4 separate regions of the Mus musculus genome follow, and all the other regions are linked to region 1. A link is a loop called in an ENCODE intact Hi-C map of the cell type or tissue named here. Cell type or tissue: heart. All regions are shown on one strand.

The links. Peaks named below come from ENCODE experiments on the same cell type or tissue, not always from the same donor. Only the 100,000 strongest peaks of a DNase experiment are listed, where the experiment ranks them.
Region 2: a loop joins it to region 1, with 2.4 times the contacts of the local background. A loop is called at or near these places in 2 of 42 quality-filtered maps.
Region 3: a loop joins it to region 1, with 1.9 times the contacts of the local background. A loop is called at or near these places in 3 of 42 quality-filtered maps.
Region 4: it touches region 1 in a loop (2.3-fold over the local background); 3 of 42 quality-filtered maps call a loop at or near these places.

Annotation. Positions count from the first base shown.
Region 1 is chr14:65,094,597-65,102,596 of GRCm38, reverse strand. It overlaps Extl3 (exostosin-like glycosyltransferase 3), which reads left to right and starts at 4,491. Exons shown (of 7, transcript NM_018788.3): 1 at 4,491-4,600. It overlaps Gm52119 (a long non-coding RNA gene), which reads right to left and starts at 3,227. Exons shown (of 3, transcript XR_003951142.1): 1 at 2,507-3,227; 2 at 1,821-1,892; 3 at 1-1,669. In heart, a CTCF peak has its summit at 4,485 (motif pointing right); DNase peaks (open chromatin) are centred at 1,846, 2,586, 4,436 and 5,006; H3K4me3 peaks cover 1,982 bases; H3K27ac peaks cover 5,488 bases.
Region 2 is chr14:65,021,402-65,029,401 of GRCm38, reverse strand. Ints9 (integrator complex subunit 9) reads right to left here. Exons shown (of 17, transcript NM_153414.5): 11 at 2,937-2,997; 12 at 345-516. Among named protein-coding and RNA genes, the nearest start is that of Gm52118, 21 kb to the left of the region's middle. In heart, a CTCF peak has its summit at 3,046 (motif pointing left); a DNase peak (open chromatin) is centred at 3,051; H3K27ac peaks cover 1,066 bases.
Region 3 is chr14:65,353,964-65,361,963 of GRCm38, reverse strand. It overlaps Zfp395 (zinc finger protein 395), which reads right to left and starts at 3,288. Exons shown (of 10, transcript NM_199029.2): 1 at 3,209-3,288. In heart, no CTCF peak of the experiment used is centred here; DNase peaks (open chromatin) are centred at 2,923 and 3,503; H3K4me3 peaks cover 3,887 bases; H3K27ac peaks cover 5,409 bases.
Region 4 is chr14:65,262,248-65,270,247 of GRCm38, reverse strand. It overlaps Fzd3 (frizzled class receptor 3), which reads left to right and starts at 7,785. Exons shown (of 7, transcript NM_021458.2): 1 at 7,785-7,916. It overlaps Fbxo16 (F-box protein 16), which reads right to left and starts at 3,630. Exons shown (of 8, transcript NM_015795.2): 1 at 3,465-3,630. In heart, CTCF peaks have their summits at 4,026 (motif pointing right) and 7,969; DNase peaks (open chromatin) are centred at 3,727 and 7,747; H3K4me3 peaks cover 2,623 bases; H3K27ac peaks cover 2,118 bases.

The DNA.
Region 1 (8,000 bases):
ATACTGTGAACTTCTGTTTAACTTACTGTTGCCCTAGCGGATATTGACTGTTTACCACTAGAGGCTTTCAGAATGTGTCAAATTAACTTCATTCTGTGTAGCTGAATTGATCTCCTACGAGTGCTGTTAGACTTTATCTGGGAGTGTCTTTTCTTCAGGTGACTGTCATGGTGTGAGGGCACGGCATGTTGGCAGCACTGGGTACCTTTGGTAGGCGCTCACCTTGCCAGATGTATAAACAGATGAGAGAATGGCGTGTGTCTCTGTGCTTTGGACATAAGCTCTATTTACAGGTGGGTTTGGGGTGATTTGTTGCTTAGGCTGCATTAATCGAGGTACATGTGATCCAAATTAAAACAGTCACATATGTCATTCTGAAACTTAAAATTAGGAACTGTTGGAGGCAAAGCACCGCTGGCAGACACTGTGTCACTAGGGGCTAGTGGCACAACAGAGCCTCTGCTTCCTAATTTCCTATCCTAATTCCTTAGGACAGAGGGATCTCTTTATGTGGTTGTTAAATCACAATGCAAGCCTATTTCTTTTCCCTTCTTTCTTTCCTTCCTTCCTTTCTCCCTTCCTTCCTTTCTTCCTTCCTTTTCTTTTTCTGAGACAGGTTTTCTCTGTGCAGTCTTAGTGGTCCTGGAATACCAGTCAGACTGTCTTTGAACTCACAGAGGTCCCCCTGCCTCTGGGTCACCACTGCTGACCACCTATTTCTGATTAAGTTCTGAAATGTAAGGTAGAGATGATAAGCACTGTAAAAGTTCCACCTAGGGTGAGGCCAGCGGGAGCTGGCTTTGTTGTATTCTGACTTCAGCTCCTTTCTGAAAGAAACACTGTGAATATGATAAAGCTTTTTGAGCCATAAATTTTGGTGAAGAGCTAAGTCCATAGGAAGAATAAAAAGGACTTGATCCAGGGTAGATATTAGAATTTTGAAAGATGGGTGGTGGAGACCCTGAGGTCAAGGCTTTAGGTCTTGGTGACTGAATGTAAGTGTAAAGAGAAACAGTGAAGTGAAGGTTGTGCTAGGTTTGGAGTTCCTGTCTTGGGAAAGATGAAGGTAAAGTCATTATAAACCAGGACATTCTGGGAGAGCCAGGAGGAAGGGATAGAAATGAATTCACTGTGAGAAATAGTAAATTTAACATCCTGGTGGATTACCTAGATTGTTTTGGTCAAGAATGTGGGGTTCCAGGTCAGGATGGTTTTGAGTCGTGGACTCTGCTGTGCCCTCTGTGGTCCCAGGCCTCTGCTTCCTGGAGTTTCATTTTCCCCTCTGTAGGGTGGTAATTCCTAGCCAGACTAAAATGAGGCAGCAGGCATGTAAAGGGTGTAACCTACTGCCTGGCAAGTAAGTATTCATAAAATATGAATTTGGGGGATGTTGTGGCTGTGATGGTATCTAGGGCGCCACTGCAAAACAAGGAGTGGAGTCCTGCAGCGGGGGAACTGCTGTCGATGGAACTGATGATAATCAGCAACCGCTTACAGTGGCAAGAGGTGTTAAGGAAAGCCAGAGTCACACTGCCAGTTTGGCATACCTTTTAGAAGGAGCTGGGGCAGGAGACTGACGAGGTTGAGAGATCCTGGGTGACAACCAGAGAGCAGCAGCCAGATATAATGTCCAGTAAGTTTCACAGGGATCTCCTTTTTCTCCCTAAAGCTTAGGTACAGGTGACATCAAGTCAGTCAGAGGTAGAAGCAGCAATGTGTTGTTACTGAGGTCCAACGGATGACTAAGTCCACCAGGCAGCTGTTATCTGCAAGTCTGCTCTTGCCAGAATGGAGATGAACCAACCCCTGGAAATTCTTACCTTGCCTCCTATCCTGTCCCATTGCCGGGCTCTTCCTGCTGCTGCTGCTGCCACTGCCGCCGCTACACATCTCTGGAAGAAAGCCAAGTAGACAAACTGCTGAAGGGAAGTTTCAAGTCGAACAGACAAAGCTTTCTCCATTTTTCAGTTCTCCAGTTCATAAAGTTTGTTCCTACTTCCCTGACATGTCTCAAAAAAAAAAAAAAAAAAAAAAAAAGGGAAGTCATTATATTTTGATATGTCAGTGGTGCAAGTAGAGATTTGGGTTTGTGTGTTTGTTTCTCCTTAAAGAGAGAGAGGAAGAGGCTGGCGTGAATGGCAAAGAAAATAGCGATACAGGGATATCCTGGCATCTTTGATGGCAGCAGAACCTTTCTCGGCTCTTCCGTGCTTAGCTTGAGAGGGGAGGATCCTGGAAACTCAACCGCCATCAAAACCAAGCTAGATGCTTTCGGGTTCTCATTTCCCAAATTCAAAGAATGAAATTCATGTACCACAGTGGGGGTGAGATTTAGGTGGAAAAACCCAAAAACCTACTGTTGGGAGAGAAAGACAGAGACGCTCCTGTCCAGCGGGAAGGGTCCTCTCCCCCCCAACCCCCGGGGGCTGGAACCCCACTGAGCAGCGTCACTGCCTGCAAGTTAATTGGGCTTTAGCGGATGGAGGCAGGAAAGAGGATGAGTTACCCAGTTCAGCTTTCATGCCAGGTGTCGAGGTCCTTGCAGTTTGGGTCACAGCCTCAGTATGGCGTCCAGGAAAGGGGTAGGAGACGACGACCTCCTTCCTGGCCTCTCCAGCCTGGTGGCACTTGGCTTAGGCACTTGTGGCATCTTTGACCTATTTCCAGCCTTTAGCCAAGAAAAGGCCGATCACTCCCTGCGCCCCAGCCTTGTCTAGTCAATTTCTACCTCCTGCGCTCATCAGTGGGAGAGAGGAGCGTTACATGTCCCCAGAAAGGGAAGGAGGAAGGATGGTTCGATGGTTAGTTGTTGTCAACTTGACACAAGCTAGGATCTTCTGAGAAGAGGGAACCTCAGGTATGGGTGGGTAGCACGTGCCTTTAATCCCAGCAGAGGCAGGCAGATCTTTGTGAGTTTCAGGCCAGCCGGGTCTACATAGTGAGTTCCAAAATAGCCATGTAGAGGGAGACCTCAAAATGTTCTCCCCCAAGTGGAGAGAGGGAGGAGGGAAGGGGGGAAGGGAGAAACTCGTCTATCAGATTGGCCTGTGGGCAAGTCTGGGGCAGACCCAGCCTATTATGCACAGAGCCACCCTTGGGCAGGTGGTCTCTAGTGTAAAAAAGAAAAAAAAAAAAAAAAGAAAAAAAGAAAACTGAGCCAGCCATGGGAAACGAGCCAGTGAACAGCCTAACTTCAAGGCCTCTGTTTCAATTTCTGCCTCCAAGGGCCCTGCCCTGCTTTAAAGTTTATGCTTCAGCTTCTTTCAATAATAAACTGTGACTGGGATGTGTACGCCTAATAAACCCTTTCCTCCCCAAGTTGCTTTTGGTCGTGGTGTTTTATCATAGTTACAAGAGAGTAAAATAGGATAGATGAGGGAAAGAGCGGAGCCTGACTTGGAGATGGGTGGAGAGATCAGGAGATGAGGAGACTGCTCCAGAAAATCAACTGTCAGGGTTTTAAAAATGTTTTGTTTTGCAAAGGGAATGGTTAACTCAGTCTGCCGTGGGAGTGGAATCCTGTTTTCTCAGCCTCCCTGTCCTGAGCACTGGGTCTGGGTGCTCCCAAGAAGGGCAGGTGGAAGGGTCAGCAGCTGTGAAACCATCTCTGGGGTGCAGTTCTCCTTAAAGTAACAGACCACCCAAGCACAGGGATGGAAATGAGCTAACCTAGCTGGGTGTGTCTGGACTCTGTGGAGGAAGCCCTGGGGCAATAGCCTTGTTTTGGGGGACTCAAATAAATACGGAGAAGCAATCTGACTTTAAACTATACTACAATTGTTAATTTTAATAGATGAGTTTGAACTGTTTTCTAAATTAACTCGTGCTACTTTTAAAATTGATCCTATCTCCTCCCTCTTTCCTTCCCTTCTCCTCCTCCCCCCCCCCCCCCCCCCGGTCTCTCTCTGCCTCCTCTGAGCCCTCCCTGCCCCTGCCCCCCCTTCTCTCTATATTCTCTCTGTAGTAGAAGGGTCTTCCCAATTCCCAAACCACAGAGCCTGGCTTTAAAGTATTTAAAAGATACTCCTTTTAGTCCATAACTTGCAAGGTTGATTAATCTGTTTTGCAAAGCCGGGGATTTTTTTTCCCCCTAAGCATCTACTCAGCCCCGCCCTTTATTTGCAGCTAAATATTTAAAAGTGTTTCAGAACTGTGGGTCATTGCTAGCACGGGGTACCACATTTGGGCATGGGCTTATTTTTAGGTTGAGGGTTACCCAGATTAATGGGGCCTCTTCTCCAGGCTCCTGGCCCTTCTCACAATCACTGGCACCCAGCCTGCGCCTGGGATCCAGGAGGGCAGAGCCCACCGCCCCCCTCCGCCTGTGCCTTCGGACGCGTCCGGAAAGTCACGAATGTCTCTGCGCTTTCCTCTCGCTCGGCAGACGCAGGTTCGGCCGTTTCCGGCCCATCTTCGGCAAGTTCCGCCGGCGCGGGTCGGAAATGGCCGCCGGCCGGCAGGGGGAGTGGAGGATCCGGCCGGCAGGGGGAGTGGAGGATCCGGCGCGGCCTGGGAGGCGCGCAGCCGGCGGCCAGAGCGGCTTGTGGGAAGCGGACTTTCACGCAGGCAACGGCGGTGGCTCGTTACTGACTGGAAGCCGGTAGGAGTCCGGGCGGCATGGAAGCCCGAGGACCCGGGCAGGGCTGGAAAGGCTGGTGGGAAGCACCGGGCAGCCTTGAGCTTGCGGCTGTGGCGGGCGGGGGCACGAGCGGCGGTGCCTGGGAGCTGCGGCGGCGGCGCAGCCGGGTAGGCCTGCCCCGCGCGGGGGCCTCGCTCCGCTGGGGCCGGGCACTAGCGGCCCACGGGAACATCTCCCGTGGAAGCGCAGCCTTCAGCTCCCCGCGATCACTCCCACATCTGGCCGCTTCTCCTCGGCACAGCTGCGCGCCGCTGCCCGTCGGGCTCTTCTCTCCAGGTGGCCACTTCCTGCCAGGGGTCCAGGTGTTGCTGTGCTCTGTGTCCTCCCGGGGCCTGGGTGTGCCACAGCTGAGGGATTGGGGGTCCCCGTGACGCCCCACATGGAGTGACTGTTCTGTTGGCGACAGCCCCATGTCAGAGCCCGAGAAGCTGGGCAGCACCGAGTGTTTGCCCTAGTCCATAGTGAGCAGCTGCTTAGCCTCTGTTGAGATATCCACGGCCCTGAGCCCACTGAAAGTCGATGGGTGTCAGCCTCCAGCCTGGATCGCTGCTCTTTAAATTCTCAAGGCCTTTAATAGATCCTCTTCTTTTGGGGAAGAGGAAAGTCAATATGTGATTTAAGAGGTGGCAGTAAGCGGTTCTTCACTTTTGTCTTGTTCTTGTTCCACTTGGAGAGTCTGGCATTTCAAGGCTGGACTTCTTGACCCTCTCTCTTCTACCCTCCCTCCCTTCCCATCCATCCATCCATCCATCCATCCAAGCAGGCTTGGAGGTTCCTGTCTATTGCTCAACAGTTAGCTTTCCCCTCTGACTCAATGACTATAACTCTCTGTAGAGTCTGGGATGGTGGTTCTTCCCTGGGGCATTGATAATCTTGAGTGAAACTAGACTTTCTCAACAGCTTATTCCAGCAGAGGACTTTTATATAAATCGTAATGAAAGAAAAACCACTTTCTTAAACTCTTACTTGGTGTGTTAAACATATCTATTTCCTGTGAGGATTTCCAGATCTTTGCCCGTGGAGAGCCTGAAGAGCCTGAAGAGTTGACGTTAGTCTGAATGCTTTCTGGAGGAGACCTAGAATTGTGGCTATTAAGAATTGTGTGTGGGTGTTTTGTTTTGTTTGGTTGTTGGAGATAGGGTCACGCTGTAGCCCAGGCTGACCTGGAGTTCTTGGTGAGCCTGTTGCTTCAGCCTCTGCAGTGTTGGGATTATAAAGCTGGAGCCACCAAATCCAGACCTAGCATCTTCAGAATCCTTGAGACACCAGTTTGGACACCAAAGGTGAAGGTAGAACTAACAAAAAGCTTTGTGTGTGTGTGTGTGTGTGTGTGTGTGTGTGTGTGTGTTTATTCTCATCCTCACTTTCTAGAAGAAAAAACCATTATTAAGTACCTGGTGTCTGTTGGAATCTCTTAGTGATTAGGTCTGAGAGCTTTGTTTTTTGCCTGTGAGAGTAAAAGACCTCAGTAACCAGGTGGGAGAGAAAAATGGACTCTAGAAGAGAGGGGGAGGTCTAAAATAGGCTAGTAGCTTTCAGAAGGAAGTGTGCAGGTTGGAAAACGCTGTGCTGTGTGAAGGCGCTAGACCAGGGTGTGGGGTGTGTAGGCAGGCAAGAGGCTCACCAGGAGTTCCAGGCCAGCCTGCTATAAGCCATGATCTCTAGCCTAGTGGGAAAGGTCAGTGAGAGGTGGGGAAGGAGTGAAGCAGGGCCTGTCAGTTGAGTGACTGAGTTGGTTTGCTTCTTTACCTGTGGAACCCAGGGCTTCCCACATGCTGTACGGCACGCCCTCTACCATTGAGCTACAGCCTTTGCTTTGGTGGTAGCTGGAGAGGGGTTAAAGGTATTGTTTAAAGTAAAATAAGGTATTAGAAATAAGAGTGTCTCACCAGATGGAGTCCCGGTGAGGCTCTAATTGTCTCTGTACATAGTTCAGTGTGAAGCAAGGACTAAGAACCAAGGCTGCCGGGCACCTTTAATCCCAGCACTTGGGAGGCAGAGGCAGGCGAACTTCTGAGTTCAAGGCCAGCCTGGTCTACAAAGTGAGTTCCAGGACAGCCAGGACTACACAGAGAAACCCTGTCTTGAAAACACACACACACACACACACACACACACACACACACACACACACACACAAACCAAGGCTCTTCCATCAAAAGTTCTAAAACTACTCAATAATATTTGCTGGAGAACTAAGTTGAGTTGAGAAAGTTCTTGGTGAGTTGTTTCTTTGCAGGCAGGTTCTAGTAGCACATGCCTGAAACCAGCTTGCTAGGTGTACCAGGAGTCCAAGGTCATCGTTAGCTACATAGGAGAGTTTGTAGCCAACCTAGGTTACACGAGGCCTATGTCAAAAAATAAGCCAACCAACAAACATTTTATTTACATTCATTTCCTTTTACTTTTGGTATCTGCTCCCTTTGAGAATCTGTGATAATGGGACAGCTGAGCAAACGGGAAAGACTTTTCACGTGTTATAGGTTCCATGAAATAGCAGATTGTGTGCAGATGAAGTTGAGAACTCAAGGACAGAGGTAGACTAACGTGTGAGCATTGTCTTCTCCTGCCTGAACCTCTTAGACGCACCTTTTGTGATTGAAGTCTTTCAGGTGTCTTGGGTGATATAAGTAGGTGTAAAAGAAGCTGGAGCTCTTAAAAAAGAAATCTCTATTAAAATTTATTTTTATTTATACGAGTATACTGTAGCTGTCTTCAGACACACACCAGAAGAAGGCACCAGATCCCATTACGGATGGTTGTGAGCCACCATGTGGTTGCTGGGAATTGAACTCAGGACCTCTGGAAGAACAGTCAGTTCTCTTACCCGCTTGAGCTATCTTCTTTAAAAAAAAAAACAAAAAACAAAAAACAAAAAAACAAACCAAATCTGTAGCCTTGAGGTGCAGAGGGACAGAGAGACTCATTTAATAGTGTGGCTCCTCTATATAGTCTATAATGTGTGTTGTAGGGTATTGCTCAGAGGCATCCAAATGAACCATTAAAATCCCAAGGATGGGGGCTGGTGAGATGGCTCAGCGGGTAAGAGCACTGACTGCTCTTCCAAAGTTCTTGAGTTCAAATCCCAGCAACCACATGGTGGCTCACAACCACCCGTAACAGGATCTGATGCCCTCTTCTGCTGCAGTCTGAAGACAGCTACCATGTAGTTACGTATAATAATAAATACATCTAAAAAAATAAATGAATAACATCCCAAGGATGGAGCCATACAAAGGAGAGCAGCACATACATAATATAGTGTAGAATCTAATCTGTTTAGTAGTTAATACCTGCACGTATCCCAGAGATCAAGTCTGGGTGCAGTAAAGTGTGGAAAAGCATGTGGTCTAGGAAGCCC
Region 2 (8,000 bases), 73 kb after region 1:
GTTAGAATCATCGAGGTTCTCAACACCTTATAAAATCCTATCCAAAGCAGGATAGAGTTCAGTATTGAAAAAAACAAAACAAAAAACCCAAAAACCAAAAAGGAACAGAAATGAAAGTTATGCTTGATCAACAGTTGCCCAACATGGCTTCACCTTTATTCCTTTGCATCTATGCTGTTCCTGTTTAGTTTTGGAGACAGGGTGCTCTGGAATTCGATCCTCCTGCCTCAGCTTCTCCAGTGCTGAGGTTAGAGTGTGCAAGGCTGATGGGCTATATTTATGCTTTCCTCTCTGCGCTGTAGGCTCAGGCACCATCAGCCCGATGGAAGGACTCTAACCCTTACCTGTGAATATGATGGTGTTGAGGCTGGACTTCCCCCAGAGCTCCATGAAGTGGACGACGTCCCCAAAGCGGAGGGAAGGATGTCCGGTGAACAGCACACACGGCTGTCTGAAGTCATTGCTGAAGTCACCGTGGATGCTGCGGTAGTGCTTCAGCTTATTCGTCTGAATGAGCTAAAACACACAAAAACCCAAGTGCTGTTGGCCGCGGAACCCAGCTGTGCTGGAGAAATGACCAAAAAATACAATCGAAGACGGCAGGCCACAGACTAGGAGAAGACTAAAAAGCTACCCCTGCATGAGGCCTGCTGTCCAACCTGAACAACCTGGTTTATGCCAGAGGTCGGCAGAGATAACTCAGCGAGACAGCAAGTGAGTATCTGGAGACACTTAGAACCAGGCACCAGTGGGGAAATGCCAACCACAGCAGCAGACGCTGCTCCTTATCCAGTACAATGGCCGATGTTAGACCCACCACACCAAATGCTGGCCAGAGTGTAGTACAGAGGACTCTCTCCCTCCTTGCTGGTGGGATGAGAAATGGCACAGCCACTGTGGAAGACTTTGTTGTTGTATATATACACTTACCAGAGGACCCAGTAATCATGCTCCTTTGATATTTAACTCAAAGGAGCTGATAGCTTAAGATCCACATGTACAGCAGTTTGCTTACAACTGTCAACACTTGAAAACAACTAACATGTCCTGCAGTTGGTAAACGGATAAACTGGCACATCAAGATAAGACTATGGACTATGAATTCAGTGCTGAAGAAGCTATGAGAAGATGGAGATGAATGCATTACTAAGCAAAAGATGAGAATATGAAGAGGCTGCACACTACGTTGGTTGAACATTGGCATTCTGGGAAAGACAATGGAGTGGAGGCAGAGGTTGCACCACAAAGCCCACATAACTCTGGATGGGCCTTTGAGTACACAGTAGGGGCATCATCCAGAGTTCTTGTGCATTTTCGGCAATATTCTCGTGTATTATGGTATACAGAACAGAGGCACCAAGTGTGTTTATAGCTGTGTCGGACACTGCTGTTTCTGAAATGGAGATATCAGCCGAGAATTCTTTTAACAAAAATCAAGGAATAACCTGTCCAATAACAGGAGAACTATTAAGAGTGAATTAAGTCACTGTTGTGTATCTGTGATATAGGACTGATGACTGGCCGCAATAACACAGTAATAATACCACGAGTCACCCAGAGGAAAGCGAGTGAGATGCAAACCACTGATGGGGATCAAACAGAGGCACAGACACACCCAGCAGGTCTATAAGGACAGGACTTCCCATATGGTCCAGGGAATACACAGTTGGTAAAGTGCTTGCTGTAAGGACCTGAGTTTGGGCCCTCAGCACCCACATGAAAAGCTGGTGTGCCTATGTGTGCCCAGTCCTGGGGATGTGCAGTCAGGAGGATTTCTGAGGCCTGAAAGCCAGCCAGCCTGGCTGAATTAATAAGGTCCAGCTTCTGTAGGATAACTTATCTCAGCTTGGCGTGGTGGGGCGTGGTGGCGCACGCCTTTAATCCCAGCACTCGGGAGGCAGAGGCAGGCGGATTTCTGAGTTGGAGGCCAGCCTGGTCTACACAGTGAGTTCCAGGACAGCCAGGGCTACACAGAGAAACCCTGTCTCAAAAACCAAAACCAAAACCAAAACCAAAACAAACCAAAAACAAAAAAACTTATCTCAAAAAACCAAGGTGGGGGGGGGGGGGAGGATTAAGGTTGGTAACTGATGCACACATATATGGACATATATATATAAATAATTTGAAAATTAAATAAATTTTACATATATGATTGACATGTCTAGAAGGAACATTTTAAAGAGAATGTTTACTTTTATTTAATGTGTGTATTTTTGCCTGTATATATTGAGTCAGATCTCCCGGAACTGGAGTTTACAGATGCTTGTGAGCCACCACGTGGTGGTGGGAATTGAACCTGGGTCCTCTGGAAAAGTATCCAGTGCTTTTAATTTTAACTACTGAGCATTTCTCCAGCCCTTAGAGAGAACATTTGGTAATAGATTTGCTCCTATGGAAGGTGGGAGTAGATATCAGAATAAAATTCCCCGGAATAAGCTATAACAGGAGGGCTGTGAACTGCCCAGACTTATGGTAATACGATGTGTTTATTAGAGGGAGCAAATTAATTAAATGAATTGTGTGCTGGAGTACTTTTCAACCTTTCTATTTATTTATTTTTTTGAATTATAGTCTTGCTGTGTAAACCTGACTGGCCTGGAATTCACTTTGTAAACCAGGCTGGCCTGTCTCTGCCTCCCCAGTGCTGGGATTAAAGGTCTGTACCTTACTCAGCCCCTTTCACAGCGTGTGTGTGTGTGTGTGTGTGTGTGTGTGTGCGCGCACGCGCATGCGCATGTATAGTTTAAGACTTAGTGTTGCTGGATCCCAGGCTGGCCTGGAACTCACACCTGTCTGCTCCCGCAGTGCTGGGTTTACAGGCGTTTGCCACTCTACCTGGCTCTACCTAGGGCTGTTTTAGGCATGAAGACTGCCACTATCCTATGTCACACCACCACCCACATTTCGTTTGGGCCCTTTTGGTATTTTCTTACCTCTGCATGTGGGAAAGGTGGTTCTGGGAGGTAAACTTTACTCTGTTTGTTGTGACAAAGCCTTTAAAGAGGAAGACACAGGTGTTAGGCAGTGTACTGGGCGTCTACTGCCACCTAGTGGCAGCAGCACAAACACTAAACACTCCAGTTTTTTAAAGCTTTCACTCTGGCATTGACTCTGAATAAAAGCTGGGCCTGGCTCATGCAGGATGCTGTTTCAGGTAAGTACAGCTTTTATGAAAACAAAAACAAAAACAAAACAAAACAAACAAACAAAAAAAACCCCAAAACCAAAACCAAACCAAACCGAACCAAACCAAACTAACAACAAAAAACCCCTACTTGTTTAAAATAATCCAGTCCCAAGGGATGGTAGGCCCTCTTCAGCCTCTGCAGGCTGTGCACTGCGCATGTGTTACACAGACAGTCATGCAAGCTGAACACACACACATAAAATGAAAATAAGTAAATCTTCAGAAAAGAGAACAAGAACTAAGAAGTAATAAGAGAGCAGGGGTAGTGGTGTATGCTTGCAATCTCAGCAGTTAGAACCCTGGGGGAAGGAAAATCCAGAGTTCAGAGCTAGCCTCAGCTACATAGTGAGTTGAAGCCAGCCTCAGCAACACGAACCCTGCTTCAAAGAAGCGGTGTGTGAGCCCATGCAGCAGTGCCCGTGCAGAGACCGGGCAGCCGCGCAGGGGCTGTACACTAGACACTCAGGTTTTGGAGCTACCATTTTTATAACTGTTTTGAGTTTTGCTTTGTGCATGTTAGACAAGAACTCTGCCTTGGCACTGTGTCCCAGACTTGATTTGGATCTGGGCTGCTTTCCACTCTTGGTCCTTTTCCTGTTTCAGGATCCAGTCTGAGACACCATGTTATGTTTAGTGCCTTTCTGAGACATGGCTTCTTGCTGCCGCCCACGCCCTCTCCATTACAGTAGCACTACTCACACCAGTTGTAGGGAACTGAGATGGGAGGATTAGAGTTTGAGGCCAGACTGGGTTACATACCTAGAGAGACTTTGCTCAAAACAAAAGCTACAGAGGAGCCTCGGAAACTGCAATGTGACAAACAAGACCAGAAAGCTCAACAACTGGCCAGCCGATGGGCTCTGACTGTCTGTCTCTGTCTGTCTGTCTGTCTGTCTCTTTCTCTCTCTCCTTCACTGTCCTGGGACTCACTCTGTAGACCAGGCTGGCCTCAAACTCAGAGATCCACCTGCCTCTGCCTCCTGAGTGCTGGGATTAAAGTGTGCACCACCATGCCTAGCTTGGGAACTCTCTTTTAAGGACCCTGTCAAAGTACTGTAAAAACAATAGGTTCAGAGGTGAGAATTTAGACTAAGTCCCCAAAATGTATTTATTTTTTTTCTATCTATAGTTTTCTTTCACCTTTCATTATTATTTTTTTAAAGATTTATTTTTATTTTATGTATGTGAGTACACTGTAGCTGTCTTCAGTCACACCAGAAGAGGTCATCGGATCCCATTACAGATGGTTGTGAGCCATTACAGATGGTTGTGAGCCACCATGTGGTTGCTGGGAATTGAACTCAGAACCTTTGGAAGAGCAGTCGGTGTTCTTAACTGCTGAGCCATATTTCCAGCGCTTTCACCTTTCTGTAAAAATCTCTTTTTGGGAGAAGGTAAAAACATGGCAGACACCTTCAGAGAATCACCTGCACATCTAAATGGATACTAGCTCTTGGACACTAGCTGTGTCTGCATTTCAGGTTCAGGAGGGAGAAATCTGAGAGCTTAGTACTGTACCCTGAACAGTAGAGGGCAATGCAGAAGGGACCACAGGACCACTTGCAGATTAGTGACCCGCAAGTGACAGGAAAGTGCTTTCTGCTAAGAGATATGTCCTCCCCTCAGTTCTAGAATCTTCACGTAGGCACAACAGATAGGGACCTCCACCTTGCTGAGACTGCAGCTGCTGGAGTTCAGCTCTGTGAGTCTGTAATACCCGTCACCCCTCCCCCAAGATGCTGTGCCCCCCAAAGCTACAGCTACTGCAGTCCTGCACTCCTGAGGGCACTATGGCTCAGGAAGAGGCTCTGGGAATTTCCCTCTCCCCTAAAAAGAAAACAAACCCAACAAGCAAGCAAACAAAAGTGTCCTTATCTGGAGTTGGGGCTGATACTGGTAGAGCAGGGAGCAGGGGGCTTTTGCAGACTACAGCAGATGCCCCTGAGATCAGGAAGCACAGAGTAGTTTTGAGCAGACACAAGTAAGCAGCTGGGCCTGAGGGTGCTCCCCCCGGAACACTCTTCTAAGCAAGAAAGGGGGGAGGCAGGGAGCTGGAATGGAGTGATGTTGGTCCTGGCTTGGGGTTAGCAGGCCTAACTTGGCTCCACCACAATCCCTTGCTGAGTTACTCCACTCTAGAGCTAGCACTTGTTCAATTAAGCAACCGAATTCCTGTTAGGCAGCAAGTGCTTTGCAGGCCGCTGTACAAAGGGGGCTAGCAAAGCAAAGCAGGGAGTCTAAAGCCAGTGGGGACTCTGACCCTGACTGGGCTCCAGGTCACACTGGAATGGCCTTAATGACGCTTTCACACTTTCAGTCCCTTGCTGCTTTCAGACAGTGTCCAGCTGCCTAGAGGACTCCCGGTGTAGCTGAGGAGAATGGCAGTTGGCTAGGAGGAGGGCAGCGACTAACAGCGGGAGAGCTTAGAAAAGGAGGAAGACTTTTACTCTAGTTCTCTCCTTGGTAAACCATGATCGCTAAGTCTCTCTGAGGGAAGATCATACGTCCCCATCTTTCTCCTCTTTACACCCTTCCTTCTCCCTCTTCCCTAATGTTCCCCATGCCCTCTTGAGGAGCTGCCGCTGACACTGCTCCTCTCCTAGGCAGCCACACTCATTCTGTGGGTGCCAAGGACATTCCAAGCTGTGGTGCCTGCCTGGCTGCCCGGTCTCTGCATGGACACTGCAGCATGGGCTCACACACCACTTTCTTCTGCTTCTTTCTTCCTTCTTCCTTCCTTCCTTCCTTCCTTCCTTCCTTCCTTCCTTCCTTCCTTCCTTCCTTTCTTTCTTTCTTTCTTTCTTTCTTTCTTTCTTTCTTTCTTTCTTCCTCCTTCCTTCTTCTTTCTCCCTCCTCTCCTCCTCCTCCTTTTTTTTTTTTTTTTTTTTTTTCCAAGACAGGGTTTCTCTGTATATCCCTGGCTGTCCTGGAACTCATTCTGTAGACCAGGCTGGCCTAAAAATCAGAAATCCACCTGCCTCTGCCTCCCAAGTGCTGGGATTAAATGAGTGCGCCACCACTGCCCGGCTAACACCACTTCTTTGAAGCAGGGTTTCATGTTGCTGAGGCTGGCTTCAACTCACTATGTAGCTGAGGCTAGCTCTGAACTCTGGATTTTCCTTCCCTCAGGGTTCTAACTGCTGAGATTGCAAGCATACACTGCTACCCCTGCTCTCTTATTACTTCTTAGTTCTTGTTCTCTTTTCTGAAGATTTGCTTATTTTCATTTTATGTGTATGTGTGCTCAGCTTGCATGTCTGTCTGTGTAGCACATGTGCAGTGCACAGCCTGCAGAGGCTGAAGAGGGCCTACCATCCCTTGGGACTGGAGTTACAGACAACTGTGACCTGCCATGCAGGTCCTGGGAACTGAATCTGGGTCCTCTGGAGCAGTACTCAGAGCTCCTCCACTCCCTTTTTTAGTTTTGATAAATGTGTTTGCCCTGAGCGATGCTAACATTGGGGTAAAGTAGGTGAAAGGTGTCCGGGAACTCTATTGTCATTATGGTTTTCCGTAAATCTAAAATTATTCTAAGGTACAAAGTTTATTACTTAAACTGAAAGAAATCCAAGATAAAATTAAAAAAAAAGTATCAAACTGGGAAAAATGGCTAAAGTATGTTAACAAAAAGTTAATATCTTTAATATATACACAGAGTTCAAATATGTAATAGAGATATAAAACCTTTAAGAGGTAAATGGGCAAAAAAGGAATAATTTACATAAAAATATTTTGGCAAGTAGTATTAGATAATGAACATTAAAAATATTCCTACCCTTTATTCCAGTAATTCCACTTTTAGTAACTTACCTAAGGCAAATGCTATCATCATATATAGACAGAATAGTTTCAATTTAAGATTTATTCTTAAAAGGAAAAGCCCTGCCAGCCAATGAGAAGGTAATAAGCTAAGTATATAGATGTGAGTGATGTGAGGAGACAATACTGCAGCCACGTGCGCTGGCCGTGTGCTCATTGTATGCTGTGTGCTCCCTGTATGTTCACTGTGTGTTCACTGTGTGCTTACTGTATGCTCACTGTGTGCTCACTGTATGCTGTATGCTCACTGTATGCTCACTGTATGTTTACTGTGTGCTCACTGTGAGCTCAATGTGTGCTCACTGTGTGCTCAATGTGTGTTCACTGTATGCTCACTGTGTGCTCACTGTATGCTCACTGTGTGCTCACTGTGTGCTGTGTGCTCACTGTATGCTCACTGTGTGTTCACTGTGTGCTCACTGTATGTTTACTGTGTGCTCACTGTGAGCTCAATGTGTGCTCACTGTGTGCTCACTGTATGCTCACTGTGTGCTCACTGTATGCTCACTGTGTGTTCACTGTGTGCTCACTGTGAGCTTACTGTGTGCTCAGTACGTGCTGACTGTGTGCTCATTTTTTTCTTTCAAAGAAAGAAGAGACAAGGTATGGGCTGTAGCAGTCTGGCCTTGAACCTGTTCTCCTCCTGCCTCAGCTTCCCAAGTGCTGGGAAAACAAACATTTGCTGCTCTTCACAAGGTTTCATAATGGTTTAGTGTTATTGAATGTTTTCTGCTACATAAGCACTGCACTACTGAGCTGCAACCCCTTTAGGAAAACAAAATCAGAATTTAAAATTAAGAAGTGAAACTTGACAAGGTGATATCTAAAAAAATGTTAACTACTCAACATGATTTCTAGGTCAGATGGGGTTTATTTGGACAGTGGTGTTGTGGGCTCCAGGTCTCTATTATTTTCTATAACTTGTTTTTCTACATAACATGGCTTGCCCACTTATGAACTAACACACACCTGCAAAACAAACTCACAGAAA
Region 3 (8,000 bases), 260 kb before region 1:
TGTATGTGCATGTGTCTGTGTATGTGTGCATGTGTGTGTGTGTGTGTGCATGTGTGTGTGTGTGTGTGTGCATGTGTGTGTATGTGTGTGTGTCTGCACTTAGAGGAGTTGGTTCTCTCCTTCCACCATGTGAATTCTGAGAATCAAAGTCAGATCATCTGTCTCAACGGCCAGCCCCGATGCCCACTGAGCCATCTTGTCCGCTCTCAACTTTCTTACCTTAGAGCACAGTCACGGTCACAACTGCATACAAGCACTGCCCTACAATGAGCCAAAGAATTCACTCGTGTCTGTTCTGTACAACTGTTACTGTCAGGAAAAAATGCCTGTGACGGCTCAGGCCTGCCAAGGCAGGAGGATTGCTGTGAATTCAAGGCTCCTGGGTTACAGAGCAAGAAGGACTGAAGAGAAAGAAGGAAAAGAAAGGGAGAAGAGGAAAGGGAAAAGAAGGGGAGGACGACAAGGGAAGAAGAGAAAAGGAGAGGAAGGTAGAAAAGAGGAAGGAACCAAAGGAAAGAACAGGAGAAAGGAGGAGAGAACATGGCCCTTACGGCCTCCAGTCCCATCCCTCAAGCTCCTCTCCCCCTCAATTCACTGATTCTGCATCTCAGAGAAGTAAGCAGCTGAAACGAAAATCCCAGCTCATGCCACAACCTTCTGTAACCTTATTCTTCAAATTCAGATGTTGCACGCTGACACTTGGGGGATTTGTTCAGCAAATCACCCTAAGTCACTCTTGCAAAAGAGAGCAGACTCCAGTGGACAGGAAAAAAAATTCAAAAGAGTGCCGGCTCCCTTCTATGCCTTCTCACCAGAATCCTGAGACAGGGTTACTGGATGGGACTGGGATAAACCAGACCCACACAAAAGGTCCTAAATTCCTGTCTTCCTTTAACTGGTCTTGCTGTTCATCCCTCTCTGCACAAACAGTGCAGGAGACTTACATCTCGGTAAAGAGTAAAGTTCAGCACGCAGCAGAGTCTAACATTCTCCTCCAGCAAAGCCCACCCCACTTCCCTCCACCCCCACCCCTGCTTACAATAAATGGCCTCATTTCCCTAGAAGCCCACTCCCCGGCATTGCTCCTCCACATCCAGGGCCAAATCCAGACAGTGTCCAGTAAAAGGTCAAAACAGAAGCCCTGCAGGTCAGACCCTCAGTCCTGCATGGATTCTCTGCTGCTCCTACAACCAAAACAACTGCGAGCTTGTTCCCTGGGTTCCCTGACGGGTCTCCATACACTCTGCTCCAGGGCATAACCTATCAGAGCCACAGTTACTAACACCAACATACCTACTTCCAGATAAAACAAAAGAGACCTCTCTAGGGCCCAAGTGGCAATCATCTTCTCTGCAAAACACACATTTTAGAGTCCGGTTAACAACTACAGCAGCTCCAGGCCCTGGTGTGTGATCAGCTTCCTCCAGGAATTAATTCCTATTCATTTCTTCCCTTCACCCACCCCGTCAACAGATTACTTCAACAGCAGTGTCTTCCAGTAAAACCAAGTCCAAACCCACAGCACTCCAAAAGTGCAACAGGCTACTTCACTGGTCTGTCTCCTAACATCAGATTCAAAACTCTTTACCAATATCCTTGTTACCTCATCCCCTGGTCTACTGTCTTCCCAGTCCACCCTGGATAAAAGTCCAATTCTCAGTCTGACTTTCTAGGACTTTCACAATCTCAGCCACTATTCCTCTCTCTATCTCTTACTGTTCAGGAAACATTCCAGGAGGGCCAAGGCCATCTCCTGGACTCTAGAGAAACCCATATTCATCTCCACTTTGTATCCCATTTTCATAAATCCCATCTTTCAAGGACACATAGCCCAGGCCTGGTAATTCCAGTCCATAGCTCCCTCCCTCCCTGTGACCTCCAACAGCACCCAGTTCTGCACCTGGCATTGTGACAACTAACTGTGCCCCATCTGGAGTCATATTTCACATGCTCAAGTCTTTCTATGTCCTCCAAGAGATTACAAGCCCCGACGGGTGTTATCTATGAGTCTTCTATTGCCTTTCTCACCAAGACAAGCAAGCCCTTGGACATCCTTTTGTAAACTTGTCACCTGTGAACTCCTCCTTCTGACTGAGTCTTGCCAGGGAATTATCCACAGGTGGAAATTATTTCAAACTGAGTTCCGTATTCCCTTCCCCACCTTTATCTCCCATGCCTCCTGTGCCTGAGCCTGCACAGTAACTTTGCAGCCCTTGCACGTTCATTTGCATTTGAGCTCTCAAATCATTTCTCTCTCATAGCTTTCAGAGACATCATCCAGAAAGCTTGGCAGTGGGAAGAGGGCAGAGTGGCTTCTCAGAGGTACCTGTGGGCTAACCAATTTCCTTGTGTTTCACCCTTCCAAAGCAAGAACCTCTATTTACACAACCCCCCTTAGAAGGATGTCCTCAGGCTACAATACCTGTTGATTGCTCAGTTTGAAACAAACTGCTCCACTTTACACCATTCTGTTAAGGGATCTTGCAGAAAGCAGTGAAGAACTATAGATAGCCCCTGTGCCATGGCCTGGCATCATGGGAACCCATGCCTGGTGGAAGTCCTCCAGAACCACAGGAAAGGGAGGGATGGAAAACAGGGCTCCTGCAAGATTGCTGGCAGGTGGGTCTCTTTAGATCTCCAAGAGGGCCCTAAAGTGAAGGTGCAGAGCCTTAACTCCCAGGCAGGAAGCCTTGGAATTGTTTGCCCATGACAAACTCCCTTTGCAGGCCCCCATGGGCCACTCCAGAGGCCCACAGTGCCACGGCCCGGGAGGGACCCGGGGTGAGCCCGGAAGGCTTAGAGCCAAGGGGGCGGCGAAAGGGGCCGCAAGAAGGGGGTTGAGAGAGGGTGTGTCGCGAGGCCAGTCCCGCAGCACGGCACTCTCTGGTTATGGAGAGGGCAGGGGCGCGCATAGCGCAGGGCTGACGGCTCAGCCGGAAAGGGAGCAGGTTAACAGGTCAGTGTGGCCCCGCGAGGCCACTCCCGGCCACCACTCAAAGTTGGGAGGGAGATCGGGCCGTAGGACCCGCGACATAAACAAGGCGACGCGTGAGAGGGAGAGCGGCCACCCCCACCCAGTCACCCCGCCAGCGCCGCAGCAGCCCCGGTCCTGCCCGGGCCGCGCGAGCCTCCCGGGTCTCCCACCCACCCCTGGCTGTCGGCCCCAAACCCGGGCTGCAACCCATGCGAGGTCCCGCGCGCAGCTCACCTCGGCCGGCCACTGACCCAGACAGCTCGGCTCCCTGCAGCGGCCGCGGCCCTGCCCGCCACCGGCGCGGCCCCTGCACTGCGCCGCCTCCCGCGCCGCCGCCTTCGCGCCCACCTGGCCGGCCTGCCCTCCCTCTCCGGGACACTGCGCTCACGTACGCGGCCGCGGCCACAACCCGGCCCGGATTCCCCCGCCCGGGAAGGGAGCGCGCCGAGCCGCTCGCAGCCAGTCCGCCCGCGAGCCAGCCAGACGCAGGGACACACCCCCGGCCACGCGCGCGCACGACTCGCGCGCCCCCAGCCCCAGCCCCGGACGTGCGCGCGCGCGCTCCACACACCCTGCTTGGCGGTACACAGTGGGCGCTCAATAAGTGCTGGAGCGACTCCTCTCACACATGCGCACTTGAACCTGACCGAGTTGTGACCCACTTCCCCAGCCCCCACCCCGAAATCCGAGCGTTCAGCACCACCCGGAACCGAACTAGCGTATCTGCTACCCCCGCGCCTCCTTTTTTTTTTTTTTGACTCCCCCCCCGACCCCCCCCCCAACTGAACTGCAAACCCAACCAAAGTTTCTGGCTGTTGTTTTTCCAGCGCGCCCCAGGGCGGGAAAGGAAGCCAGAAGCTCTAGGCGCCAGGGACAGGAGCTTGGCGAGGGCGACAGGGACCCGAGGCCGGGTAGCGGGAGGCGGCGCGCGAGGGCGGAAGCGCTTGAAAACCCAACCTTTCCATTTCGCTTTGGACCAAGAGTGTTCTTCTCCAGTTTTATGACTTTTATTCGTTTGTAGTTGTAGCGCGAGGCGATGTTTACTGTTTCTGGAATTAAATAGGAGAAAGTTAACTATTAGCCTTCAGCCCTTGTGTAAACAATACCGGTTGCTTTTTGGCACCGTTAGGCTCTGGCTTTTGGATAATTTGTAACAGGGAGAATCGAAGCGGTTCCATTGTGTAGTTCTGTGTTTTTTCTAGATAAGGCCAAGGACAGTGGAGAGGGGTGTGTGCGAATGTCTAAGTGTGTGTGAGTGTGTGTGTGTGTGTGTGTTTACAATCAAATTTAATGAGTAAAAGAGTAATAGCCCCTCCCTTCTCAAAAAAAAAGTTTTAAAATACTTCGAAGTTGCAGTTCACCTCCAATTTTGGACTTCCTGTGTTTCTAGGAGGCCGTGGAGTGTTAGTAGAGCTTGGGAATCACATCCCATTTTAAGAGCTGAGTTAGCATTGGCATCTTTAGCAGGTTCAGCCCTAAACACATCAGCTTCTTGATCTATAAAACAAAGCAGTGTAACTAGAGATAGTGCCTAGCTCACGGCAAATGAAAAACAATATGTCCTGGGAACTGGCAAGAGGGCTCGTGGGTAACACTGCTTGTGACCAAGTCTGATGTCACAAGTTAGAGCCCCAACATGCACAACATAGCGGAGGGAATCAACTCCAGCCCTGTACATACACAATAAATACATTTTAAAAAAATAGTATGTCCTTTTTTCTGCCCTCAACTATTTGTTGAAATAAAATTATCCAACTGGAATCAAAATTCCTACAGGAGATGATTCTCAACTAGGGGTGATTTTTTTTATCCCTAATAATATTAATTTGTCCTTAAAATATCTAGATATATTTTTACTGGTGTTGGGAGGGTGATTTCTCACTGTCATTTAAGCTGCTGAAGGCTAAGTATTCCACCAATATCCTGCTGTGCACAAGACAGCCCCACATGGATGAATTAACTAGTTTCAAATGCCTGCCTTACCTGCTCTAGGATCAGCCTGCCCAGGGTGTAGTTCACCCAAGACTGCTTCTCCCTTTTAATTCTCAACCTCAGGAAAAAGTTCTGTTTCCAGATAAGAATAAAGTGTTATAGGGCATCACATCGGTGACTTTATTTAATACACAAAGCCTTCCCTTAACATGAAGATATGGATTGGAAATGTACACTTTATGATTAAAGGGACATATGCAGTCCATGCATGGCTTTCTGTTCTTGTTCCAGTTGTCCCCAAATGCTTCTGTATAGTCAGTCCCTCCTCTCAAGTCTTTCTTGATCACCCTGAAGTTTGCAATACAGTCTCTGCCCCAAGGAACGCTTGGCCTCCTCACAAGCAGACTGCTGCTCACTCAGAATTGAGCAATACAGAAAACAAAGCACGTAATTGATCATTGTAGCCCAGGGACTAGGGTGTCTGAGACAAGTGAGTCTTCATAGTAAAATCCGGGGCTCCAGAAGTGCTTGTTGAGCTAAATGAAAGTTGTATACACAGAGTAGGTCTCCAGCTGGAGTGTGAGCAACATGGCAAGATTTAAACGGCTAGGCTCTGTAAAGGGATGAGGGTCTGGCTTCGGTTTTTGTTTAACTGTGTTTTCCGAGACAGGATCTTTAGCATTGTAAGTAAGCCTACACTAAGCTTTTTAGATAGACAAGGGTTCTACCACTTCCCAAGAACAGGGGTCACAGGCAGGCACCGACATCCATTTATGTTTCATTGGGAACCAAACCCAGGGCTTCATTCGTGCATACTGGGCAATCATACTGCCAACTGAGCAACATCTCCAGCCCAATTTTTTTCTTTTTATAATTTTTATTTATTTGCTTTTTTTTTTTTTAAGGCAGGGCCTCTCTGTATAGCCCCAACTGGCCTTGAACTCACAGAAATCCACCTGCCTCTGCATCGTGAGTGCTAGGATTACATTTATGTACCACCATTACTGATATTTATTTACTTACTAATTTATTTTTGCAGTACTGGAGATTAAACCCAGGGCTTTGAGCCTGCTGGACAAGGTTTCTACCACTGACCTAAATCCCCAGCCTGAATTCATTTTTTCTTTATTTTTTATTTTTATATTTATTTACTCATTTATTTGTTTTTCAAGACAGTTTCTCTGTGTAGCCCTGGCTGTCCTGGAACTCACTCTGTAGACCAGGCTGGCCTCGAACTCAGAGACTGACCTGCCTCTGCCTCCCAAGTGCTGGAATTAAAGGTGTGCACCACCATCACCTTTTTTATTTTTCTTAAACTATCTCATTTAAACTTTTTTTAAAAAATATTTGTTTATTTATTTTATGTATATGAGTGTTCTATCTGCCTATATACCTGCATGTCAGAAGAAGGCACCAGACCCCCATTATAGATGGTTGTGAGCCACCATGTGATTGCTGGGAATTGAACTCAGGACCTCTGAAAGAGCAGCCAATGATCTTAGCTACTGAGCCATCTCTCCAGCCCTTCATTTAAAGTTTTAACCAAACGTACACTTCCTAGAATGACTGAGTCTTGATCAAACTGGGATGCTCGCTTAGTTGACAAAACACATGCCCCACTGTGTGCAAAGTGAGCCATACTCTGAATAGGAACAGAGCCCATGGCTTGTTCTGGTTGAAATCTCTTCTTGGAATCACAGGCTGTTCAGGAACATATGTCTTCTCCCAGCATATGTTAGATGCAAATCCCTTTTTACTGCTATAGTATACATCCCAGAGTGCCTCCCTTTAGCCCCAACTCAGAATGCCCCATTATCACAGATGCCTGGTCTCAACACAAACCCCAGCATGAAGCACCTTCCCTCAGAAGCCAGTCCCTGGCCCTGAATACATACATGCAGCCCAGTGCATGCCAAGCCAACTGTGCTTGCAAAACTGACATTTGGAGTTTGTAGTCCTGTTGTTTCTGCTTCCCTGTATTAAAGGTCTTGCCTGTGCTGAGGGCTGTCTCATCTTTGGCCTGCTGACCTTCCTTTCTCCCACACCCTGGCTCTCTACAAAAGTGCTGGCACCTTCTGCCTTCCTTCCATTCAAGTAACCCACCCTTTGAAGACTATCTCCTATCAGCTTAAGCAAAGCAGACCCAGACCTTTGTCCCTGCCCCTACCTAATGCTGTACAGACACATGAATAGGTCATATTTGGGGCACTTATGAGCCTAAAATGGTCACCCTCCTCAGACTCTTGATTCTACTGCTTACAGGCGTGGCTTCTCCAATCTATCCTTCCCTTAACCTCTTAATTCTGCCTAAGGCTTCCCAGAGGCTGCCTGAAGCTTTTCTAATACAGATCCAGCACTGCCCATAGAACCCCTCCTGGTGAGCCACCACCTGCCTCCCTCTCTGCTTTCTGTCCGCTCCATTCATGCTCAGCTGCTCAGCAGAACGCATGTCTTCCTTTGTCACTGGCTGTGTTCTCTGCTTAAACCACCCTGTTCACACTCACTGGTTTACATGGCTCTCTCCCTGCTCATCCCTAAGCAGAAACACTTGAGGAGCAAGTTCTCTGACGTGCTTCCTTTGGCCTCCAAAGCAGGAGGAGGTGCCTCTCCCAGGGTCAGAGCACCCTCAATTTACCCCCTCCTCACTGAAATCTCCACTCTTTCATCTTAATCTCCTATAAGACTAAACATTTGCAGGTCAGTCTCATTGTCCATGATATAGGCAATGTCCTGCATGGGACCTTAGACAGTGGTTGCTAGATGAACTGCTGATCGCATCTGAGGAGAGAGTAGCAGTGATCTACGGTCAAGGTGCTCCTCGGTTCAAAGCATGCTTTAAATGCTCTGTGGGCTCCAGGCCTCTTGGGAAGCTCCCAGTCTTTTTTTTTTTTTTTTTTTGGTTTTTTGAGACAGGGTTTCTCTGTCCTGAAACTCACTTTGTAGACCAGGCTGGCCTCAAACTCAGAAATCTGCCTGCCTCTGCCTCCCGAGTGCTGGGATTAAAAGCGTGTGCCACCACGCCCGGCCTCTCAGCCATTTATCTAGAGTAGAATGAAACTTCCAGTGTGAACTGGATCTTCGGCCTATACCACTA
Region 4 (8,000 bases), 170 kb before region 1:
AAGGCCATATTGGTCTCCATAGAGATTTCAAGGCCAGCCTTGGCTACACAGTAAGATCCTGTCTCAAAACAAACGTCTACTTTTTGTCCTTGGGTCATTAACACCCCTCCTCTGATCTTAGTGTAAAAGAGTTCTAGCCTAAGACATACTAAAGGGGCAAACATGTAGTGGTCAAGGCCACGGCTTTGGAGATGGACAGACGAGTTTATTGGGAAGAATTCTGCCGGTTTTGATGATCTGGTATACACTCTGCCTACTTTTAATCAACGTAGCTTAATTTCCATAAAGAATTCCTTTTCCCCACTGGTGTGGGTTGGTTGGCTCATTTTCCAGGTGTCCAGTTGCTGCTTTCTGTCTTCCTTTAGGGGCCATCAGTGGCCCTCTCATGACAACAGCTGCTGGGTGATTGGATCACGTTACAGATGGACTGACCGTGGCTTACTCTTTTCTGCATTAGTCACCTGAGCAGACTACAATGCTACCCCCACTCCTCTGACCCCCAGAAGCTACACACCCTTTCCTCTTCTGCATCTGTTAGCTAGATGCTGTGTCTAGTTTTGCAACATTTTTTTTTAACCTTGTGAAGTTTTTTTTTTAATACCAGTTCTTCTATTTCTTTAAAAAATTTTTTCTTAAACTTATTTATTTTTGTGTGTGCACGTCTTGTCTGTATATATGTATGTGCACCACATGCATGGTTAGTGCCTGATGAGTTCAGAATGGGACATCAGGTCTTCTGGAACTGGAGCTATAGATGGTTTGAACCATGGTGTGGCTGCTGGGAATTGAACCTGGGTCCTCTACAAGAACAACAAGCACCCCAACTTCTGAGCCATCTCTCGATCCCCACTTTGTGCAGTTTAAAAAAAAAATCCTAGGTATGTGTATCTCCAAAATGATGCTTAAAAGATAAAGAGAGGAAAAGTCTTGCCAAGGTGGCCTGAGTAATCTCCTTCAATCTTTCTTAGAACTTGTCAGATATAGAACTCCCAAAACCTGTACTTTAGGGGACCATGATGGAATATTTTACAATGGACAGTAGTGTGAGTGCCTGCCCTCAGTGTTTCTACTTCCCCCCTAAAAGATGGGTTTGCACACACAAGTAGAACTATGGCTGAGATGACTCTATAAATGAACAATGTTGAGAAGTGTTCAATAGTCAACACCTTCCCATGGTTCTGCCACTGAAGCCCTGGTATGAAGGGGCTCAGATTAGCCTTTGGGCCTTTCTCAGCTCCTAATGTCTAAGTTACTACATTTTTTAGGTAGGTTACAAAAGGCACAGGGAATACTTTTATTGCAGCATGGCTAACTAGCAGCCAGACACACACAGGTGAGCAGGAAGACCACAGATACAAAGCAACGCCACCTAGTTCATATCTGTTCAGGTAAAATTGTATACTGCTTGTTGTTTTTTATCTTGAGACAGGGACTTACTGTAGTCCAGGATGCCCTCAAACTCAAGATCTCACCACCTCAATCTTCTCAGTGCTGTTATTACTGGAGTTTGTCACTGTGTCCAGCCCCGCCCCCCTTCTTCTTCCTTTAAGACAGTAGCTGCTTTAAAAATCATAAAGCTGCCGGGATAAAAATCTATGCATCTCTTCCTAGGAAAATACACATGAAGCTAAAATTCTGCTTCCCCCAGGTTAAAAAAAAATCTCTGTATTAATCTGAGAAGCTCCCTTGCATGTGTGGAAAGCCATTTGATGTATTCTAGGTACCATTTCTGAATGAAGCTAAAGTAGCTTTTCTCAAAGATACCCTAAGGGTCTGCCCAGGCTGTTTTCTTCCTCCTGGTTCCTTGGGACTGAAAACCACTTTAGATTAGGCTTTCTTCAAAGCAGCAGCGGTAGTTTCCAGGAGGTGGGGTTAGCCAGGAGGCACTACTCTTGGTGACAGTCATGGAGAGGGCATGCCAGTGGGGACGTCTTATCTATCTTTTGTAATTCTCCTTTTCTGATTCTTCCCTCCTCCCTCAATCCCAGAAGATGAACAGTGTACATAGTTTGTATGCATACACAAGTTCACAAATAAACTACTGGCTACTATTCAAAACACAGAAGTTTTCACATAACACATACAATAAATAATTGCATCCTGTCTACCAAGACAGCAAAGATTGTCTCATCCTTGTCCACAGGTACAAGTTGCAGGTACTTATGACTCCCTTTCCTTTTAATGGCTGCCTGTCATTGTGTTTCATGTAACTTGGGATAAAACTGTAGAAAGAAGGCCCAGGGTTCTCACCCCCTACATATGGCTCCAAGCTAAAGCCCAACACCCAAGCAGAGGTCCCAGTTGTCACATGCTTCCGGTCTGACCTAAATCTTCTGAGCCATTGTCCACACCATCCCCATTACACAATAATTTTCCTAAGGATCTATCCCAGGCAGGCCTCAAACCTGCTCCTGAAGTCATGGATGACCTTAAACTTCGGATCCTTTTGCCTGCATCTCTCAAGTTCTAGATTGCAGTGTTCGCCACACGCCTGATTTATGCAGAGTTGGGTTCTGGCTTCATGCATGCTGGACAAGCATTCTACCAAGTATTCGATACTCCAAGCCCTAAGTTTCGTTTTGTTCTGTCTCGATTTTGTTTTTGTTTTGAGATAGAGTCTGCCTCATACCCCTGGTCGGCCTGGAACTTGCTATGTAGACCAGGTTGGCTTTAAAGTAACAAAGATCCACCTGCCTCTTGCAGGGTCTGTGCTGCCAAACCGTCTCATCTCACTAATGACTGGAATTCCAATTCCTCAACTCGAAGTCTGGGTCAACTCAATGTAACTATTTCAACCTAGTGCCCCCTTTTCCTGTACTCTGTCCAAATCCACTGACAGCCTGACCACTGTAAGGACAGTGGCATGAGGCCCTGATGCTTTGGGGCTCGTGTATTCTGTCACTGCTCATTTAAACTCCAGTCACAGTATCACAGCCGTACATAGTAGATGCTCAATAAATGTTATTCAATGGAAGGGGGAAAATGTCCTGGAAGAGCATGGGGAGGGGGAGTTTGAGAATTAAACCTTGTGGGACTGCACACTGAAACTCAGAATATGCTGACCCTGGCACAGAGGAAATACTCAAGGTTGTCAAGAGTTTTATTCGGAGGTTACAACGAAGACTAGGATTGAGTTTCTCTGCTAACACACAATTCTCCCACAGTACACTGTAAAATCACCAGACAAAGGGGATCTCGCACAGTATCAGAAATAGAGGGCGGGTAGGTTTAAATAGGAATTCACCCTATATTCAAATAGTTAAAACCGAAATAAGCACTGTAATGCATGGTTCTCAAAGCTACTGCTTGACCTGCACTGTAATTGTTGGTTGTTAATTGCAGAGGTGTGAAGCAGCCATTGAAACCGCAGCGCACTTTAATCCCCAGGAGCCCCAGCAAGCTTTTGGGAAGCTGGGGAGCTCTCTCAGAATCTCCGTGTTTTTCCTGCTCTACCCACTGCTCACCTCAGCAGCTGGCTTCCTTCTTCAAGCCTCTGGTTCTGGGGTTGCTATCGTTGCACTAGGGCAGCTTTCTTTGACTCCTTTCAGCCCCCACCTTACTGCTTCCAGCAGGCCAATCGCCATCTATAAATCCTGTCGCTGGCATCCGGGGTCTCTTAGGCAACAATGTGTGGACTCTTGATTGGCCAGGGTATCCAAGGAAGGCTGGCTCCAAAATTGGGCACAGAGATAAAAGGAGAAAGTGTGGCAGTCGGGTGAGTGGGAGGAGCTGTAACATCTTGATAAAATTCTTGGAGGAAGCTGTATCCAATCCTGAAACCAGCAGCCTTGAAAAACCTCCCTTCAAGACTTGCTGCGTTTGTGTTCCAAAACAGACCGAGCATGCTCAGTTGTGTTGCTCTGGTCACTCGGGAGCTCCGAAACGCAAACTCCATTATGCCAGGTTTTAAGACTGCCCAGACGGAGGAAATAACAATTGGCTACGGGTCAGATGGGAAAAAAAGCACCTGCAGAGGGGAGGGGAGGTCGTGGGGGAACTGCCCCAAGCCAAGTGACAGATACGCCAGGGAACCAGCAGATGGCACGCCCTTATAAGAATAACTGTATTTAGGTTTTAAGATCCAGTCACATTTAATTAGCTAAATGTATTGAGCACCCAACTTGTAGTGAGAACCACAGAATTCAAGGATTAAAAAAAAAGAAGAAAGAAAAAAGAAAGAGAGAAAGAGAGAAGGAAGGAAGGAAGGAAGGAAGGAAGGAAGGAAGGAAGGAAGGAAGGAAAGGAAGGAAGGAAGGAAGAAAGAAAGAAAGAAAGAAAGAAAGAAAGAAAGAAAGAAAGAAAGAAAGAAGGAAGGAAGGAAGAAATCTGAAGGCGGGAATGGTAGCTCAATCCTGCAATCCTAGCACTACGGAGGTGGAAGCAAGAGGGTCAGGGTTCCTAGGAAAGTTTTGGCTACAAAGGGAGTTGGAGACTAGCCAGAACTCCAAAACCCTGTCTAAAACATAAGAGAAATCTAATGAGAGAAACTCAACAGTGTAATGTGCAAATAACCAACGGATCTAGTAGCTGTGATAACAAGTCCTGAAGAATTCCGAGAAGTTGGAAATCCCATGCCTGTGTAAACAGTGCAAAACAATTTTGATAAGCAGCAGCAAACCAAAACTTAACCCCAGTACCTAAAAAGAATACAACTTCCCAAACTACCTTTGCGTACTAAAACAACGGACACCTCCAACTTAAGCAGTCCTACAGATCCTACGTGTTTCATCATTTTTAAAAATAGTATAGTTTTAAATTTAGGTTTATTTACATGTGTGTATCTATGTCTGAGTGTTAGCCTGTGTCTGCCATGTGTAGAGGTCAGAAAACAACTTTCAGGAGCCGAGTCTCTGCATCACGTAAGTCCAGGGCTTGAACTCATGTAATAAGGCTTGCCACCAAATGCCTTTACCTACGAGCCATTTTGCCAGCCTTCCCTTTCATTTATTTATTTTTTTTAAATAGGCAGAATTTGCATATCTACCATTTAAATGAAAAGGGGACAGTGCATCTCGTGGAGGTTGGCGCTTTCCCTAAGTTAACAGTGGATCAGTAAGTGGCAAAGCTGAAACGAGAACCTAGGTTGTCTGGATTCCAACTTAGTGGTTTTTCCAAATGACCAGCTTGTATGTAAATGAATAGACAAAGCCTTTGGGGATGTGAGGGGGTGGCCTGGGGGAGGCAGGTAAAGATGTCATACTAAATTACCATGCATTACCAGTTAACATTTATGGTTTCAAAAAACGGGTTCATCCAGAAAGGCACCAGTTTTAACAATGCCTAGGTGGCTGAGTCTCTCTGTGAAGTTCCCCCTTGTTAAAGACTTTCTATTAGTGGTTACAACATGGAAGGAAAGGGAGATGGGACCTAGAAAGCATCTGGAGTTATCCCCATGGGATTTGAATGTTTCCATTCCTCATAGAGGATCCCCTCTTCTCTGCTCTTAACAGTACCTTCTGGGTCTCCTCATGTCCCACAGTTCCTCCAACTGACTGCTCCCCTAAAGGGGAATGAGTCACCCCGTTCCCACTGTGTTCCTTGTGAGTCACCCCATTCCCACTGTGTTCCTAAGGAACATGCACACATAGCCCAGTGTCTTGTGATACTTTGACATTACTTCTGTGTGGAACATATCACACATAAAGAAAAGCTTAGAGATTTTATAACAAACACTTGTATCTCCACAAAGATGTTTCCACCAATATGCGTGCTCTTCTCTCTCTTTCTCTCTCTCCCTCTCTCTCTCCTTCCCTCTCTCTCCCTCTCTGTGTGTTTACCAGACATGCATGTAGTAGCCCTTTCCGCACACAGATCCCATTGTCCTTGCTATGTCTAGAAAACAATTTGTGCACCGCCTTCTTGTTCCTTTTTGGACAGTTTCATTATATATATGTTCACTCTTTGTTTTGTTTGTTTGTTTGTTTTTGTTTTTCGAGACAGGGTTTCTCTGTGTAGCCCTGGCTGTCCTGGAACTCACTCTGTAGACCAGGCTGGCCTTGAACTCAGAAATCCACCTGCCTCTGCCTCCCAAGTGCTAGGATTAAAGGCATGCACCACCACTGCCCGGCATATATGTTCACTCTTACAAGTGATTTATTCTTGACAGTTTTTAAAGATGTACTACCACTTATATATAGCAGTTTCCTTTTCTGCTAAGTATTGTATTTATTTATGGGACCTGACGATGTTGATATATTTGTAATTGTGTCTGTGTCATCCCCATCTGCTGATGTGAGCAGTGGCGTGGCCTGTGTCTGTTTTTATAGCGTACTGTGTACACTGAGTAAGAAGGCTCCTGCAAGCACATTTCCAGTGCCTTAGTAATGGGGATCTAGCACTACATAAAGCTATGACAAAGTTTCTCCTCCACCCCCATATACCACCTGCCTCTTCATTTACTCTCATCAAGAGACACCACTGGGTCCCTGGGGCATGCTGATTTGCCTGGAATGGCCCTAAGAATCAACATTATTGTCCTGAAAATGTTGCTGCACAAGTGCCAATAAGGAAAGTGGAAATTGCTATTTCAGATTTTGTTTATCACGCTGGCCTATCAAATTCTGTCAATTCTGATGTGAGACTGACCTGAGCACAAGACTTTTCAGCATTCACTAAATTACCTGAGAACCTTTTAAAAATTATATCTGACTCTGTCTCTTGTTATCTGTCTCTCTGTACACCTATGGGCCAGAGGTCAACTACAGGTGTGTTAGTCAGTTGCTCTCCACCTAGTTTTTTGAGACAAATCTTTCACTGGCCTGGGGATTCACCAAATGGGCTAGGCTGAGTGACTAGCTAGCCCCAGGACCCACCCTGGCTCCACCTCCCCAGCACTGGGACCACAAGTGCCTGCTATTAGGACTGATTTTGTTGTTGTTATTTTGTTGTTGTTGTTGTTTTGTGGGTTCTGGGGATGTAACTCAGGTTCTTCCGCTTGTATAGCAAATGTTTTACCAACAGAACTGTATCTTCAGCCCATATGTTCTCACCGTAGCCATTTATAAACATAAGGGTCAGTAGTGTCAAGTACAATCACTTGCAACAGGGCCAACGTTGCTGTATGTCCTGTGAGCTACCAAGAGAACCAAATGAAGCCATGGACTCTAAGTTGAAGATGGACAAAAAGAAAGATAGGTAAAACCCTGTAACAAAGAGAAACGCAATCACGATTAATTGAATACAGGCTCTTCCATTAAAATGCTGTGTGACTAAGTAAGACATCCAACCTTTCTGAGAGTTCTTCTCCCTGTTGGGAAAAAATAAAATTGTGTTTAGATGACCTCTAAAGAAATCTTTCAGCTCCTCAAGCCGTGCATATAGCAAAGGGAGTGGGGAGCCCTCTAAGCGGAAGATGAGGCATGTCACCAGCGAGCACAAGCTCCGTCTGTTTATAGTAAGGTCTCGGTGGAGAGGACGCGAAGTGTGCACCTGCTTCGCCGGTCAGAGTGCAGCGTTGCAACAGACCGGGTGTCCCTTGCTACCTGTGCGCGGCACTACCCTTCACCGTGAGTCCCCGAGGTCCGAGGTTGGCACACTGGCTTCCGCACTGGACCCGCACTGAGAACTTGGCTCAGGCGGACTTTGCAAGAAGGACTGGGCACATGTTGGATGAATGCCTCCAGCGCTGGGAACCACCAAACCGACGCGCGGCGCTCAAGACGTCACTATCACCTAGGACGCCAGGCTGAGAACAACGAAGCCGGTCAGCGCTGCACAGCCAGGAGCTGGATAGGAGGCTGACCGTAGCGCGCATGCGCGGCACGTGCGCGCGCACCTCCCTCCCCGGGCCGCGCGCCTCGACGCTCGCGAAGGCTCGGCGCGCCTGCGGTCCTCGGCCGCTCGGGGAACCTGAGGGACGCGCGGCTGCCTGCGGGGCCAGCGGCGCTGCCCGGGAGAGCCCGGAGGCCGGCGGTGAGGTGAGTCGTGCGGCCGACGTTTCCTCCGGGGCCGGGAGGGCGGGAGAGGAGCGTTGCGTGTGGAGAGCGCCGAGGCGCCTGCCC